2 separate regions of the Homo sapiens genome follow, and region 2 is linked to region 1. A link is an interaction called in ENCODE POLR2A ChIA-PET data of the cell type or tissue named here. Cell type or tissue: IMR-90. All regions are shown on one strand. Each heading gives the region's core, and the rest is flanking DNA. Links, peaks and the distances in the headings are about the cores only.

Region 1 (8,340 bases), core at 244-8,243:
GGAAACCTCAGTTTTTGCTCTTAAGACCTTTAACTGATTGGATAAGACCCATTTGCACTATCCAACGTAATCTACTTAAAATCAACCAGCTGTAGCTGTTAACCACGTTTACAAAATACCATCGAAGCTACATGTGGATTAGTGCTTGATTAAATGATGGGATACTATAGCCTAGCTAAATCGACACAGAAAGCTAACCATCACAGCATCCTATTACTTCCAGGATTTATTCCATAAAAGCCAAAAACAGATACTTTATTTTAGAGACATTTGTCTTCTTGAAGTATTATTTCCTGATCGAATTTTAAACTGTAGACCGCCGAGAAGCCAGAGGAGGGGCTGTCTCTGAGCCGCTGTTCTATTAAGGGTGGTTTATAAAGGTTCTAATTCATTGTAATTAATTTTTATTGTGCAGACTCAGAAGCCTGACAGAGTGAAAGGGGATAATTTCACAAGTCAAAATAACAAATAAGTAAATACAAATAGTCTCCAACTTCCCAAGAGCATATCATGCTCTCCAGGTCTCCCCTCTCTGAATGAAACACAGACCCTGACCCCGGTTTCCTCCCAGGAGTCCTGGCTCTTGGACCCTCCTACCCACCAGTTTTCTAGAAAGCTAACCTGATCTCAAAGGCCCTCAACCCCGACAATCCTCTTCCTCACACCTGGACAATTTTAGGGCTGCTGTCAATCAGATGGAAGAGCTAGATTTAGGGTGTTGAAACAGTACCCTCCGCCAAAAGGGCGAGAGATTCACCACTGGGAGAAAAGCCCTCATTGGTAGTGCTTTTTGCGAACAATGAAACCTCTGCACGGAGGTTCTTTGTTCAGCTCCATGCTCGGAGCCCCTGCGAGCTGAACAGTGCACGCGCGTGTGCTGGATATTAAGTCTCATTTCAAAGACGTTGCAGTGGGCAATGACGTGGGGGCCGGCTGGGGGCCAAGAGTCGGGGGCTCCAGCCGCTTTGAGCATCGGTCTGGAGCGGGGAGAGCTGGAGATGACTTCAGTCCCTGTGATGGGGTGGGGGAACATTTTCTTTTCCAGAAGGTAAGGGAGTCAAGGGGCACTTTGAGTCTCTCAGGCAGGAAGCCTGTGTCGAGGTTTTAGGAGAGTCTTGAGTAATGACCAGTGTGGGTTTCTCACGGAGGACTCATTTATCTGGGTGCCAGTGGGTGAGCCCGGCTTCCCAAGCTTGAAAATTTAGATTTATTGGGTGCCAGAAATTGGACTGGACACCATTTAATAGGCCCACGCACCATGAAGGTGAGGGTAGGGGGATAAGAGTCAAGAGGGCCGCATGGATGGTGAAGAGACGGGGTGTGAAGAAAGCAAAACCTGATTAGTCCCATAAAATTCCAGCCACAGCAGGCAGGAAACACAAGACACTGGAGAAACTGATGGTTTATGAACAGAGCTAAGATGAGATAAAACTGTGGGAAGAGAGAGGTGGAGGCGAGTAAACAGTCTCTCTGAACTTAAGGAAGGGGTTACGAGAGAGAGAGAGAGAGAGAGAGAGAGAGAGAGAGAGAGAGAGGGGGAGAGAGGGAGAGAGAGAGAGGGAGAGAGAGAGAGAGAGAGAGAGAGAGAGAGAGAGAGAGAGAGAGAGAACAGGCTTCCGAACTCTACATGAAGACAAACCTTATGTTAGAAGGGGTAGATCGATAAAAAAGCCATTTGCTGGTTACAAAAGGAAAAGAAAACATATATCTTGTTCAGCCTCTTGATCTGAAACAGAAGAAAAGCTTTGGGATCTATGGAATGTGGATTTACATAGAGAGACCCCAGAATATATAAATACTCAGGCGACTTATAATGTGAAGAGAAAGGCAGAGGGGGACACACTTGCAGGAGGGGACAGAAGTGGGGGTGGGAGGGATGTCCAAACGCCTCACTCCTCAAGTGAACCCGGGGAATGCATATCCCTTCTCTGGGTGCCTCAAGCGGTCTTCATGATTTGTATCTACTTTCTCCCTAGGGCTGGAAGAAGCAGTTTAAAAATGACATTTTAGGCTTTGAGACATTTGAATAAAATGACTATGTAATGTGACACAGCTGATCTGAATCTCTTTACTCACAAACATAGATGTTCATTCAATATTTATTGTGTTTTTTCCTCTGTGCAAGGCACCACACTAGGGTCATGGGTGTAGGAAGGCATGTTAGGCACTTCATTCATTCATTCATTCATTCAGGAAATATCTAGAGGCAAAAAAAAGAGCCCATGACTTCCCTGAAGATGCTCCCATCCCAGGGGAGGAGACGGACAAGTCAATTCCCATGTACGGCACTCAGGAGACCTGAAAGAGGGGCCCATGAATCAGACAGAAGAATCACAGAAATCTTCCCAGAAGAGGTGACTGTCACACCTAGATTGTGGGCTCCTGAACCTCAGTGGTCTGCTGAAAGTCACATTTGTCAATCAAAAACCCAGAAGTTTGGACTAGATGTCAGCACACATGTAGATATTTGGAAATACCCAGCTTTCTGGTGATTATAGCCAAATGCCCAACAGCATTTGTATATAGGAGTGCATGCATGTGCCTTGTAAATAATGCAAACATGTACCATGTAATAATTATTTTTATGAGCTATTCTTCTTCCATGAGAACACAAATTATCAAAATTCTTTGCTATTTTTATACATTAGTTTATTACTTCTCCTCAATTAATGTGGTGAAATTTATATCTTTGCACATGTCCAAGGTAATAACCCCTGCGGCTCAAGGCAACTAGATAAGGCCTTAAAGAAATCAGACTGTGAACAAGGCAGAAGTTTAATAAAATTTGAAACTTACAGCTATTAAGCTATATGAAACCTCATGCTCACAAATATCAGGCAAATATCACTACAGAATTATTCCATGTAAGAAGCGCTGGTAAAAACTTTATATCCCATTTTTGTGACAGGTTTAAAGACTATGTTGGTGTGTGTGTGTGTGTGTGTATGAGAGTGCATGCATGTATGTATGTTTATATGTATACATATGTATATATGTACATACATGTATATATGTACACACATGTATGTATGTACATATGCATGGTATATTTATTTGATGTAGGGATGTTCTAGAGGAAAAAAAGCAAAATTGTGAAGGTGATGCTTCCTTTAACAGTCCCCAGTCACCTGTTCTATTTCTTCTTATTTCCTCTCTCTCTAGTCACCCACACCAACCCCTAGGGAGCCCAGAGTCTTCAAGCCTCTCATTTGTGTATTCCCTCTCCACCCCCAGGAAAGCTTATCTCCTTATCCCTGATTCACATAAATATCCTTCCTATGGAACATTTTAATTTAGACAAGCTAATATAGCCCTAAGCTGAAAGATAAATTCCTGATAAAGGGAGAACTTCAGGAATGAAATAGCAACAATTCAAGGGTAGTCTGAGGGTGGGGGCTAGAGAAACAGGAGACTTGTCCTGGCCAAGCTAAAGGTAAAACAAAGAAAGCATGAGCCTGAACACCTGGAGAGTAGTTTTCATGCTACTTTGTAGTCCATTGAACAAGTCACTTTCACATCCTCTTGCCGCAGTCGGTCTGTCTCTTTCTGTCTTCTACAGCCCTCGTAATCACCTCAAATGGATCATGTGTCCAGTTGCATAATTACTTATTAGTTACTTGTTTCTGACCCTCTCACTCCCTAGACTATGAGTACCTAAAGTGAGGGGACCATGTCTTCCTAGCATGGTGCCTAGCATGTCATGAGTGCCCACAAGGGTGTTGAGTGCTTTTCAATGAATTCAACAATTCTGTGTCAGTTTCTTCCCCTGTAAAGTGGAAGTTTGTCCATTTATCCACTCACATACTTACTCACTATTCACTGTACAGCCTGCAAGGTTAAGTGTTGTATGAGGCACAGAGATGCATAATCTGCAACTTACGTAAAACAATATTCCCTGCCTACCTCTCAGAATCATAAAGAATAACAAAAAGATCATGTGTATGAATGAGCTTCAGAAACTATAAGTGCTACCAGAGGTAAGGGACGATGTTACTTTTACAACCTGTGCCATGCTGATGCTGTGTGCTCTCCTGGCCCTGCAAGTGTTATTTTTGCAGATTCCCCCGGTCTCCCTTCTCTGTGGCTCCCAGCAGATGTATTAAGTGTAATCTTGGAACCGTTCCAGGTTTGCTCTTTAAGACTCAGAATGTTCAATATTTCCTTCACGGAGCAGGCCGCCCTGGCCTGGCCTGGCGCCAGGGATTCTGACGGGTGCAACCCTCAAGCATCCCTGGAGTCTGGGCCCCAGCCCCAACTTGTCCAGGTTCCACGGGGCTTGCTTGGGAAGCAGCGACAAAGCCTGAACAGAGACTGCCACCGCAGCCCCACCAGCTTGTATCCAAGATGATCTGCTCTCCGACTCCCTCCAGTGCAGCAGCTGAGGAAGGGAAGTGGTACTGCTGCCTGTTCGAGCAGCCTGGGCCCCTCAAGAGGCAGGTGGGGCATCTGGGCTTCCCTGAGGCTCTGGCTTGGTTGACCACGGAATTAGTACTTTTGAAAGGTTTCCACAGGAAAATGAAAGAACAGCAGTGAGCTGAGTCCCCTGGATGTTTGCTGGGCTAATATCATGGAAGTTGACCCCACCTGCATAGTGTGGGTGATGAGACCCCATCTGGTTTTGCAGCGAGAGCTGCCTCCCTGTGACTACTAAGGGCTAAGGCGTCCTCTTTTTTACAGTGCCAGCACAAATGGAATCCATATCCTTCTCCAAACACTGATGGGGAAGGATGGGATTCTCAGGAATCTTTGGGAGCACTTCCTTTTGGACCCCTGTTCCCCTCCCCTCCTTCTTTTTAATTAATTTACATAATCACTTGCACAGGCTGAACACATGTGACACATTCTGGACTCCTGTTTGCATTTGAACAGGAATTAGATTTGTGCTTTCAATTGTCGTCTTTTTCCGACTTTTCCCCCACCCTTTGTCTTTTCATTTTAGCCTCCCATCCCCTCCTGATTTTTCTTTTTTCTCCAACTCTCTCATACTTGGTAGATGACATGATCACTTGCAACCTCCCTCCATCAAATATCCACCCTCTATCTCAACCACAATTCAACTGAACAAGTACATTCTGCAATAGAAAGGAACAGAACTAAGAGTTGTTGAGCTCCCACAAGGCACTAGGCATGATGCAAAAGTCCAAAATACAGACAGAAAACCTCCCTGCACCCACAGAGCTCCCCTGCAGCCTGGGAGCCTGAGCTGGTGTTAAAGCATCTATCTCATGCGCAGGCCTCCTAAGACAGTGAAGATGTATTACAAAAGTAAGGACGAGAGGTCCAGAGAGCTTTAAAGAACATGAGAGCCAAAGCCTAGCCAATAAAGAAATTTTCCCACAGCAGGCCACTGAAAGATGATTACCTTCCCATGTGGAAAGAATTGCAGTCCCAGGTGTGTTCAAGTTCTGCCTTTAACTGACCTTTGTTGAGCTGTAATCTCTTCTGACCTCAGTTTCCTCATTTATAAACCAGGACAATTGAAACAAATAACCCCTAATGCCTCCCAGCTCTGAAATGCTTTGAGTCTGTGACTTCAACGACTTTTGTTTTGTGATCCATGTCATAATAAAATTACATTAAAATGGACTGTAGATACAGGTAAACGTTAGCTGTTATCTTTTTTTCAGGAGAGCAGGTCCCTGATTTTGTCATAATGGTCTGTGTTTGGAGCTATAGTGTTTTATGATAGTTCTCTGTATATGTACTGTGTCTGACTACCAAAATGCTGTGTTCCTTTAAGTATTTGAGTCCCATGCTAGTTGGAAAGACAGACCGTTATTCAGTCTGTAACCATTTTTACTGGAATCCTGTTCAGACAGAGCTTGAGCTGCTTGAGCTAATGAGAGAGACAGAGAGCTTATCAAACCCTGGAGGTCAGCAGATGTGGGCTTTATGGGAAAAGGCAAAGAACGGGGGAAATTCCATCATGATCAGGAAAAGGCACTTACAGTAAACTCTGTTATCCATCAGAGGAGCACTATAGTTTGTTCTGGTAGGTGGCTACTAAACAGTCTTTGTAGATGCTGCATGGATGACCAATTTTCAAAGATTGAAAGAAACATGGAAATACACCAAAAAGTTGCTATAAATAAATTAATCCTCTTTGAGGATTCCAAAATCCTTTGTATGGGCATTGCATAGCAAGTAAGAATTATGAGATTGGCAATATCATTTTTGGTACGTGTTGCAAAACAACAGGGCCCCTGTTTATCAATCCTGTTATTTTTGGAAAACAACCACAGTAAAAAACAAATAATACTACCAAACACAAGCTGGCTTTACCCCCGATTCCTATTTCCAGCATCTGCCTTGTTCCTGCCCCATGCTCTGCCCACTCTTGGCTGCAACCATTTCTAAAAAAAAAAAAAAAAAAAAAAAAAAGACTTGGAGTCTCCCCATATGCACCTGTGCTCATGAGGGTCTTCTCTCTGCGTGAAAGCCCTCCTTGCTGTCACTGCCTATTTCTCTACCTGCCAAGGTCAGCTATAGTCTCTTTCACAAAGCCATCCATCATACCTCCCACCCCAAGACATGATTTTTCCCATTTCAGAGCTTACACAGCACTTTGTTTTCACCTCTCTTAGGGTGTTTATTAATGTTGCACTCTTTGGAAACACATGAACCTATCTTGCCCTGGCACTTTCCTTTAGAGGACGTTTGACACATAATCTGCCTGAGGATATTAATGTTCTCATTGGGCTAAACTCTCTTGATAGGAATAGACACATTTTTCCATTTATCAACATTTTTAAATTTTGAAAGCATAGATCAGGTCTGTATTTCTTATCCCTAAATGCCTTCAAGCATCCTGAGGGCAGAATCAGATCTAAGCAATCTGCATTTCCGTTTCTAAGCAGAGCCCAGCATATAGTGGGAAGTCATCGATATTTGTCGAATCTAGCTGATCATAATAAAAAGACATCTTGGCACATTAGCACGTTAGCAGAATCCTAGGTTGGAAATGTTCACCAAACTTAAATCCCTCATCTTCAACAGAAAAAAAAAAATCATATTTTACATCGGAAACAGAAATAACAGCATGTGCAATCTCATTTTGAAGCTTGGATGGTTTACTTTAATAAAGAAGTATCACTATCCTGTAATCTTTAAGGAGTTTGTTGACAGTAGCTGCTTTGTCATGTTGAATCTTTGCATCTGGAGGAATAGATTCATCCATTTATTCAACAAATATTATTGAGCACCAACTATGGGCTGAGGGTCTGTTAAAGTTTTAGGGGTACCCCAGTGGAAAAGGACAAGATTCTTAAACTCATGGAGATTATATTGTCAAGCGATATAAAGAGATCAGGGTAGTGATGGTTACATAAGCATTTTAGATAGGATGGTCAGGGAATGCTTTTGCTTGCAAATAACTACTTGACTTGAAAAAAGGTAAGTGACCCATGAAAATATATATGAGGAAAAAGCTTTCCAGGCAAAAGGAAAAGCATATGCAAAGGCTCTGTGATAGGAGAATGCTTGGTGTGTCTGAAGAAAGGACAACAATGTAGCAAGAGGGGAATGATCAGGGATGGGGGTTGGGATGGGTGGCAGGAGATAAGGTCAGAGCAATCGCAGTGGCCCAGATTTAGGAACTGTCGAATATGTGAAGACCTTAGGATTTTACTCTGAGTGGGATGGGTATCTTTGGAGCATAAAGTATCACACTTGAAGTGTGACAAGATCTGGCCTATGTTTTAAAAGTATCACTCTAGCTGCTATATTGAAAACAGATGAGGAGACAGCCAGAGCAATGGACGAAGATAGAGGCACTGAAGCCAACTGGGAAACTACCACAATAATCCAGGATGCCGGTGACATGAACTAAGGTGGTGAGTGGTGAGGGTGGTAAGAAGTGATTGGGCCCTGGGTATAAATTTGAAGGTAGAGCTACCAGCTTTGCTGAATTATTAGATATGGATTGTGAGAGAAAGATCTCTAAGGTTCTTAGCCTGGGCACCTGGAAGAAAAGAGTCACCGTTTACTGAGATTGAGTAGAAGGTGGAAGTAGGTTTGGGATGAAGGAGCTCAGGAGTTCAGTTTTGGCTATGTCAAGTTTGGGATCCTATTCATCACCCAAGTAGCGATGTTAAGAAGGCAATTAGACATAGGATATTGGAGTTCAGGAAAGACGTTCAGGCGGGGTAAATAAATATATGAGTTGCCAACAAATAGTAAATATTTAAAGCCATGAGACAAATGCATAGAAAAGAGGAAAGATGAGGAGAGACTTAGAGAATGGAGCCCTGGAGTAATGGGAGGAAATAAGGTAGGACCAGCAAAGATCACAGAAAAGGAATGGTCTTGGGAGGGAGAGGGAGAACCAGGGGGTACAGTATC
Region 2 (8,340 bases), core at 229-8,228, 280 kb before region 1:
AATCAGGCCTGATAGGAAGCTTGACTCACACTTTTGTAGGTGGAGTTCTCTGCCATGGCTGTCAGATAAGTACAAAGACAAAGAAACAAACTTGGAAAAACACAGGGATGTATTATCTGTCACCTCTATTCCTTCAAGCCAATTTGACATTCAAATACTCAAATGCAGATTGCCAGCATTTTTCAGATGAACTACAACAAAGAAGAAACTAATGAATGGACAAATGAAATGTGGTATATACATACAATGGAATACCATTCAGCCTTTTAAAGGAAGGAAATTCTGACATATGCTACAACATGCATGAATCTTGAAGACATTATGCTAAGTTAAATAAGCCAGTTACAAAAAAGACAAATGCTCTATGAGTCCACGTATAGGAGGTACTTACTGTGGTCAAATTCACAAAGACAGAAGGTACAAAGGTGGGTTCCAGGGACCGGGGATGGAAGGAATGAGGAGTTAGTGTTTAATGGGGATTCAGTTTCAGTTTTGCAAAATGAAAAGAGTTCTGGAGATGAATAGTGGTGATGGTTGCACAACAATGGGAATGTATTTAATGCTACTGAACCATACACTCAAAAATGGTTAAGATGATACATTTTATGCTATGCATCTTTTACCACAATTTTGTTTTTGTTTTTTTGTCTTTTTGTTTTTTTTGAGAAGAAGTCTCGCTCTTGTCCCCCACACTGGAGTGCAATGGCGCGATCTCGGCTCACTGCAACTTTCGCATCCCAGGTTCGAGTGATTCTCCTGCCTCAGCCTCCCGAGTAGCTGGGATTACACGCGTCTGCACCACGCCCGGCTAATTTTTGTATTTTTAATAGAGATGGGATTTCACAATGTTGGCCAGGCTGGTCTTGAACTCCTGACCTCGTGATCCGCCCGCCTCGGCCTTCCAAAGTGCTGGGATTACAGGCGTGAGGCACAGTGCGCAGTCCAAAATTTTTTTTTAAAAAAAGAGAAGAGGCCGGGCATGGTGAGTGGCTCACGTCTGTAATCCCAGCACTTTGGGAGGCCAAGGTGGACAGATTACTTGAGGTCAAGGGTTTGAGACAAGCCTGGCCAACATCGTGAAACCCCATCGCTACTAAAAATACAAAAATTAGCCAAGCGTGCTGGCAGGCACCTGTAATCCCAGCTACTCAGGAGGCTGAGACAGGAGAATTGCTTGAACCCTGAGGCAGAAGTTGCAGTGAACCAAGATCATGCCACTGCACTCCAGCCTGGGTGACAGAGCGAGACCCCATCTCGAAAAAAAATAAATAAAATAAATAAATAAATAAGAGAAGAAAAGAACCCTTAGGCTTTTGTATGTGCACAATTTTCCTCACCATCTAAACAGCCCTTCTATTTTTGTTTTTGCTCTGATAACAGCTCTTACTAAATAGTTAAACAAGTCCTTGATATGACTTCTTCAGGTTTTCTGTAAAATGGGAATAATCTTTTTTATTATGCAAGTGCTTCTTTTGAGGTATAATTGGACCTTCTCTTAAACATCAGCTGAATAAGACTCATCTCTTCTCTTCTTTATCTGCTTCTACACTCAAAAAATAAAGAAGGAAAATTTAATCACAAAGCCAGAATGTGTTACAAGAAGTGCTGCTATGAGTCAGATTTTTCCTGCAGTACTTAGGGCCCATGGGAAGTGACTGCAGGGCTGAGATGGATTTACCAGGAGACCAATGCTCAGGACATCTTACTAAAGTAGTGGCTTTCATGCCCCGTGGAAAGGCCTGGGAAAGTTGTGATTTCCCCAGAATTACTGACTTCACTTCCCAGATACCGTTTACAAAATCCCATGTATGGCAAAGTCTTTGTACCCTTATCCCAAACCGTGTCCTTATTTGAGAATCAATCACTGAGGCAATGAGTAGAGGCACCAAGGCAGAATTTTGAAGACCTCTGAAGCCAGAAAGACTTAGTTACGAATCCCTGCTCAGTCATGCACAAGCTACGGGTCCTTGTCCATGTTACTAAATCTGTCACAGCTTAATGTTTAAAATTTAATGGGGCCGGGCGCAGTGGCTCACGCTTGTAATCCCAGCACTTTGGGAGGCCGAGGCGGGCAGATCACAAGGTCCAGAGATCGAGACCATCCTGGCTAACACGGTGAAACCCCGTCTCTACTAAAAAATACGAAAAATTAGCCTGGCATGGTGGCGGCGCCTGTAGTCCCAGCTACTCGGGAGGCTGAGGCAGGAGAATGGCGTGAACCCGGGAGGCGGAGCTTGCAGTGAGCCGAGATTGCACCACTGCACTCCAGCCTGGGTGACAGAGCGAGACTCCGTCTCAAAAATTAAAATAAAATAAAATAAAATAAAATAAAATAAAATAAAATAAAATAAAATAAAATAAAACAAAATAAAACTTAATGGTATCAGATCCCAAATAAAAGCCTTCCTCTTGGTGGGAATGCAAATTAGTACAGCCATTGTGGAAAACAATATGGAGATTCCTCAGAAAATTAAACATAAAACTACCCTATGATCCAGCATTTTTGCTTTTGGATATATATCCAAAGGAAGTGAAATCAGTAAGTCAAAGAGATAGCTACACTCACATGTTTATTGCAGCATTATTCACTGTAGCCAGGCTATGGCATCAACTTAAGTATCCATTAATGGATGAATGGATAAAGAAAATGCGGTACATATACACAACGGAATACTATTCAACCTTTAAAAATAAGGAAATTCGGTCATTTGTAACAATGTGAATGAACCTGGAGAGCATAATGCTAAGTGAAATAATCCAGCCACAGAAAGACAAACACCACATGTGCTCATTTATATATGGAACCTAGAAGAGTTGAAATCATAGATGCAGAGAATAGAAATGATGGTAACCAGGGACTGGGGTGGGAGGTGTTAAAAAAGTCTTGCTCTGTATCTATAATTTGGACTTTTTTTTGTTTGTATTAATGACTCTTAAACATATAAAATCCCCCACTGTATTTTTGGTCTGTCTCTCCAGTTCCCCGATACTGTTTTATTCCTTAATTCTTTCCTCATCTTTAAAAAGAACTCTTTGTGTTTACTTTTCTTTACCTCTTAGAAAACGTCACCAAAGGTTGTTATGAATCACAGCAGTCTGGCTTGAGAAATGGTCAACATAAAAGTTCCAAATATAATTTATCCCTGGATGATGTTGTCTGTGAATTATTCATACAATCTGATTAGGAACTTGAGAGCATTTGTAGTCAAATAACAACTTTTCTCCAAATGACGCACAGCACGTCTGAGACAGAGCACAGTGATCTCAATTGCCAGATGAGAAACCGAGGCCCAGGAATGCAGAGGGCTGAACCAACGTTGAACGAGAACTGTGGAATAAAAAGTCAAAATGTTTCTACCAGGGCTTAAGACTAAGTAGTAAATCCCCACCTACTCCCTCTCCTCCTCCTATTTCCTGTAGGATAAATTATTTTTAAGAGAAACACGCAGGTGAAAGGAAAACACGCTCTTTGAGGACATGTGGCTAAACCAGATGCTAACAGCATTCAAGCTCAGATACAGCAATAACAGCAGAAACCAAATGTGAACTAAAGCCAGTACCTAATCTGCTGTTCTTAACCTGGCATCCAAGGCCTTTCATGAGCCAGCCCCGGCCTGGTTTGCCAGCCTTGGCTTGCCCACCGAATTCCCAACTGGAAACTGAAACCCCAAGTGACATTCACACTAAACTCTCTCCAAACTCCCAGCATCTCCACCCTTCTTCTCTTCCTGTCTTACTTATCCTTCCATCTTTGACCTGAGCATCAATGCCACTAGGAGTGCTTCCCAGCCTTCTTCCACCCCTCCTTGGGGTTAGAGTCCCCTCCCCTGTGTTCCCAGAGTACACTGTGCATATTCCTGTCTTAGTTTCTCATAGTGTGTTAACATTACCTGCTCCCTTGTGGCCCTTTCCCACCACACTGGGAGCTCCTTTAGAGGAAAGGCTGTAGCTTGAGTGCTTGGCGCACATTAGTTCTTCAATAAATGCATGCTAAGAGAATCAGTATTGTCCAGGTCTCCAAAGAAAAATAACTCTTTGGCCAGGTGTGGTGGTTCACACCTGTAATCCCAGCATTTTGGGAGGCCGAGGTGGGTGGATTGTCTGAGGTCGGGAGTTCGAGACCAACCAGGCCAACATAGTGAAACCCTGTCTTTACTAAAAATACAAAAAATTAGTGGGGCGTGGTGGTGGCCATCTGTAATCCCAGCTACTCGGGAGGTTGAGGCAGGAGAATCACTTGAACCCGGGAGATAGAGGTTGCAGTGAGCCAAGATCACGCCATTGCACTCCAGTCAGGGCAACAAGAGTGAAACTCCATCTCAAAAAAAAAAAAAAAAAAAAGAAAAGAAAAGAAAAAAAATAGAAAAAGAAAAAGAACTCTTTGCTTGATTTCTTTTTCTTTTACCAACAGGTAATGAGCTTTCCCCTTGCATGTAGTAAGGCTATGATCTAGCAGACTTGTTCTATGGAATCAGTATGGCTTACCTAAGTAAAAAAAAAAGAATAATAGATTGTTTGACTTGAAAGGACGTTCAGAAGTCATTTATTTTTCACCCCCATCAGCCCCAATGTGAATTTCCTAGAAATTTGTAAAGATTTTAGTAATTAAAGGCCACAAAAGGTAGCAGTCAGCATTAGAAACAAGGACATGTTAACCTTAAACGGGCTCAGATGGCATGTTCAGATAAGTTTGGTTTTCAAGAATCAAGAATGAAGCTTCCAACTTGTCACCCCTTCCTGTTGAGACATGTGAGTACATAGAAAGTCATGTAATTCATAAGCCTATGATTCATTTACTCTCCATTCATCAAACTGCTGAGTGTCATGAATGCGTTTGACGCCTGTTTAAGCTTCCTTTTCTTGACAAGGAAGTTTGTTTTTGGGAGATAACTCATGTACTAAAATCTAGGGACTTACAGGGAAATTCCAAAGCAGACAAGTCAGAGAGGCATGTAAGCTGGCCCCAAAACCTTTTTCCAGTATTGGTTAATAATCTAGGAGCCTTGAGGGGAGTAATAGTCTATAGATGACATGAGCCACTAGTTAATGGACTGAATTACCCAAGAGATCAATGAGCGACACCAGAACTTTGAAGGTTTCCCCAATTCTCTATACAGTCTTGGTTGGCTTCAGATTTATGGCATGAGACTAAAATGTGTAAAAATGACCCAAGGATTTTAGAAAGAAAAACACTCAAGTAAAATAGTGGTCACTTTGAAAAGTAGTAAGAATGGACCAATTCAAATCATAAACTGCATTATTGCCTATGCGAAAATCCCATACTATACCTTTTATTTCCTCTTCTAATTTTTGAATTGTAAAATACACATAACATAAAATTTATTACCTTAACCATTTTTAAATGTACAATTCAGTTGTTCTAAATACATTCATAATGTGCAAACATCACCACCATTCATCTCTATAACTCTTTTTGATGCCAATCTTTTTTTTAAAAAAAAAAAAAAGGAGTTTTTTTTTTGTGATTTTTTTTTGGTGTGTGTGTGATTTTTTTTAATTTTTTTTTTGAAACTGAGTCTCACTCTGTCGCCCAGGCTGGAGTGCAGTGGCGCAATCTCAGCTCACTGCAATCTCTGCTTCCCAGGTTCAAGCCATTCTCGTGCCTCAGCCTCCCGAGTAGCTGGGATTATAGGCTAGCCCCACCACACCCAGCTAATTTTTGTATTTTTAGTAGAGACGGAGTTTCAAATCTTTTAATGTTCTGAAATGACCCTGTACAAGGAAGGGTTGAGGTCTTTCTTTTTGTTTCTCTCTATGATAGAGTTCAAGATTAAGAATGCTAAAGTCAAATCTTCAAATGAGAGCATCAGTCAGAAGTCGATGTGAGATTACTAGCTATGACTGAAAAAAAACAAATCAAAACAAAAACAACCAAATATCATCATCTAGGAAAAGGCTGTTACTTTAAAATAACTGTGATGTCCAGAACTGAGGTCTGACTCAGGCTTGACGAAATCAGGAGCGGCAGCAGTCAGACTGATGCTGAAGAGACATCTTAGTTTGCTTGAGATGCTGTCAAAAAATGCCTGAGAGAAGGTAATTAACAGAAATTTGTTTCTCACAGTTCTGCAGACTAGGAAGTCCAAGATCAGGCACCACAGGTTTGCTGTCTGGTGAGGTCCTGCTGCCTTGAACGCTGCATCCTTTGTAGAGGACAAACACCGTTTCTTCACAAGGCAGAAGGGATAGAAAGGAAAAAAGAGCCTAGCTAATTTCCTCTAGCCTTTTCATAAAGTTGTTAATCCCATTCATGAAGACAGAGCTCTCATGACCTAATTACCTCCTGAAGGTCCCACTTCTTAATAATATCACCTTAGGGCTTAAGTTCCAACATAAGAATTTTGGAGGGGACACAAACATTCAACCATAGCAGGAGAGAAAGCACTGTAGTTCATAATAGGCTGAACCCAAGGAAAATCAGTAGATTGAGATGAGTTCGAATTACAACTTGGGATCTCTAGAAACCTAAGAACCCTTCTAATTCTTGAATTACTGCATTCCTGCTTCATGGTGCTCCAACATCTGCTTGAACACTTCTGTATATACAAAACCCTTTGCTTCCTCAGCTTACCCATTATACGGATGGCTCTGAGTGTTCGAAGGTTTCTCCTTGTATTGGAGCAATATTTATCTCTGTTTCTTCCAGCCATGCTTCCTTTTAAAGATATGCACAGTAAGTGAAATCCTTTTATCCCACATAACTTAGTGAGTTTGGGGACCCATCTGTGGAGATTTCCGTGATTGATGATTCTCTCTAGGTGAAAGCTTCCTGGATCTTTCTACTTCTCCTCATAAAATATAGCTTCTAATACCTCCACTTTCTTGATTGTTTTCCTCTGAAAATCCTTCTATTTGTCACTTCATCCTTTAAATGTGTTAATTAAACGAACGTACAGGCCTCTTCATGCTCAGATCTTGAAAAATTCATGGTGGAGTCACATTATTTTTTAAATGAACATGGACAAATTTTCTTCTGTTTCCCGAGCTCTCTCCCTCGTAGCCAACGAATGTGATTTTTCTGTGCTTATTACATCTAAGTGGCATGTTTGTCAGCATTTGTTTACTAGAAAATTCCATTCTCATTATTTTCGAATTCCTATGGGCTGTTGAGTGAAAGATCTTGCCTTAGACCACATTTAAATCATGACATCAAGTGCAGCCATACAATTCAAGGACAAATAAACCCCAAATAAAAATAAGGAAAAAGGAGACTCTGTATATCATTCGAAAGCAAAATGAAACATCATTTTTTTATGTGAGTGTAAGTGGAAGTTGACAGGCAATTCAGGATAGGATTAGTGAAGGGGGAAAAGCACTTATTGATTTATTTTTTCACAGAGAAAGCCAGATTGTGTATGTCTAGACCTTGGGTATATACACACACAGAATTAATCAAGAAGAGAATGTACAACTGCATCAATATGTTTTTATTTTTATGGTTATTTATTGAGCTTTATTTGTCTATGCAATAGAGAACAGTCCATAGGCTCCATGGAAAGGTTTGTATGATATATATACTGTAGCGGAAAACAGATGGTCATCTGATATTAATAACTGTGTTTAAACAAAGCTGAATTGCTATTAGTGATACCATCAATGATGATGTATTTGGAAAGCATGGTAAAGGGACTTTCACCCCCTTGGAATATTTTTTCTTTCAGTGTTTGTGATTGTCTACACAACATTGAAAACATCTGCACGTAAACCAAACCTTTCAGCCCGTCATCTGCATGGCTGGCATATGCAGTGCCAAACAACTGAGCACTGAGAAAGAAAAATGCAACTGGCTAAATTATTTAGACCAATACAACCAGATCTGAATAATTATTCAAAGGGTTGATTAGTATGGACACCTCACTGTATCTAGACACAAAATAGAACATCTAATTCAAATCACTCTGATCTGTTAAGATCTTACTTGGTTCCTGGTTACTTACAAGAGTACAGTTTGGATGCTTTAATCACGCCTGTCGTCCCAGCCTCATCTGCAGCTTCTCTTCACTTTATAAACTCGACAATCCAATCATACAGACTATGCACCAATTTAAGAGCCCGTGATGCTTTTTCATGTTTTCAAGCATGCCTTGGCTTCTTTGCATTCTACCTAATATTTTTCTTCCAATTTGTCTGTCTGATAAACTTCTAATCTTTGCATCCATTTTTAAAACCATGCTCAAATATAAACTCCTTTGGGGAAGTCATTGCTGACTTCTCTATACTAAATTAGTTGTTTCTTCCACCACACTCCAATAGGGCACCTCATGAAAGTTACCATCACACTTTGCACGGGGACCTTTGTCTGCAGTTGTCTCTTTCTTA

Evidence for each region. Peaks named below come from ENCODE experiments on the same cell type or tissue, not always from the same donor. Only the 100,000 strongest peaks of a DNase experiment are listed, where the experiment ranks them.
Region 2: POLR2A ChIA-PET joins it to region 1 with 10 read pairs; 2 of 35 experiments call an interaction of 5 or more read pairs at or near these places.

What each region holds. Positions count from the first base shown.
Region 1 is chr11:121,758,922-121,767,261 of GRCh38, reverse strand. No RefSeq gene overlaps it. Among named protein-coding and RNA genes, the nearest start is that of SORL1-AS1, 310 kb to the right of the region's middle. In IMR-90, for the core only: no CTCF peak of the experiment used is centred there; no DNase peak of the experiment used is centred there; H3K27me3 peaks cover 150 bases.
Region 2 is chr11:122,041,903-122,050,242 of GRCh38, reverse strand. It overlaps a transcript of MIR100HG not described here. Among named protein-coding and RNA genes, the nearest start is that of MIR125B1, 54 kb to the left of the region's middle. In IMR-90, for the core only: no CTCF peak of the experiment used is centred there; DNase peaks (open chromatin) are centred at 1,632, 3,202 and 4,822; H3K27ac peaks cover 2,530 bases.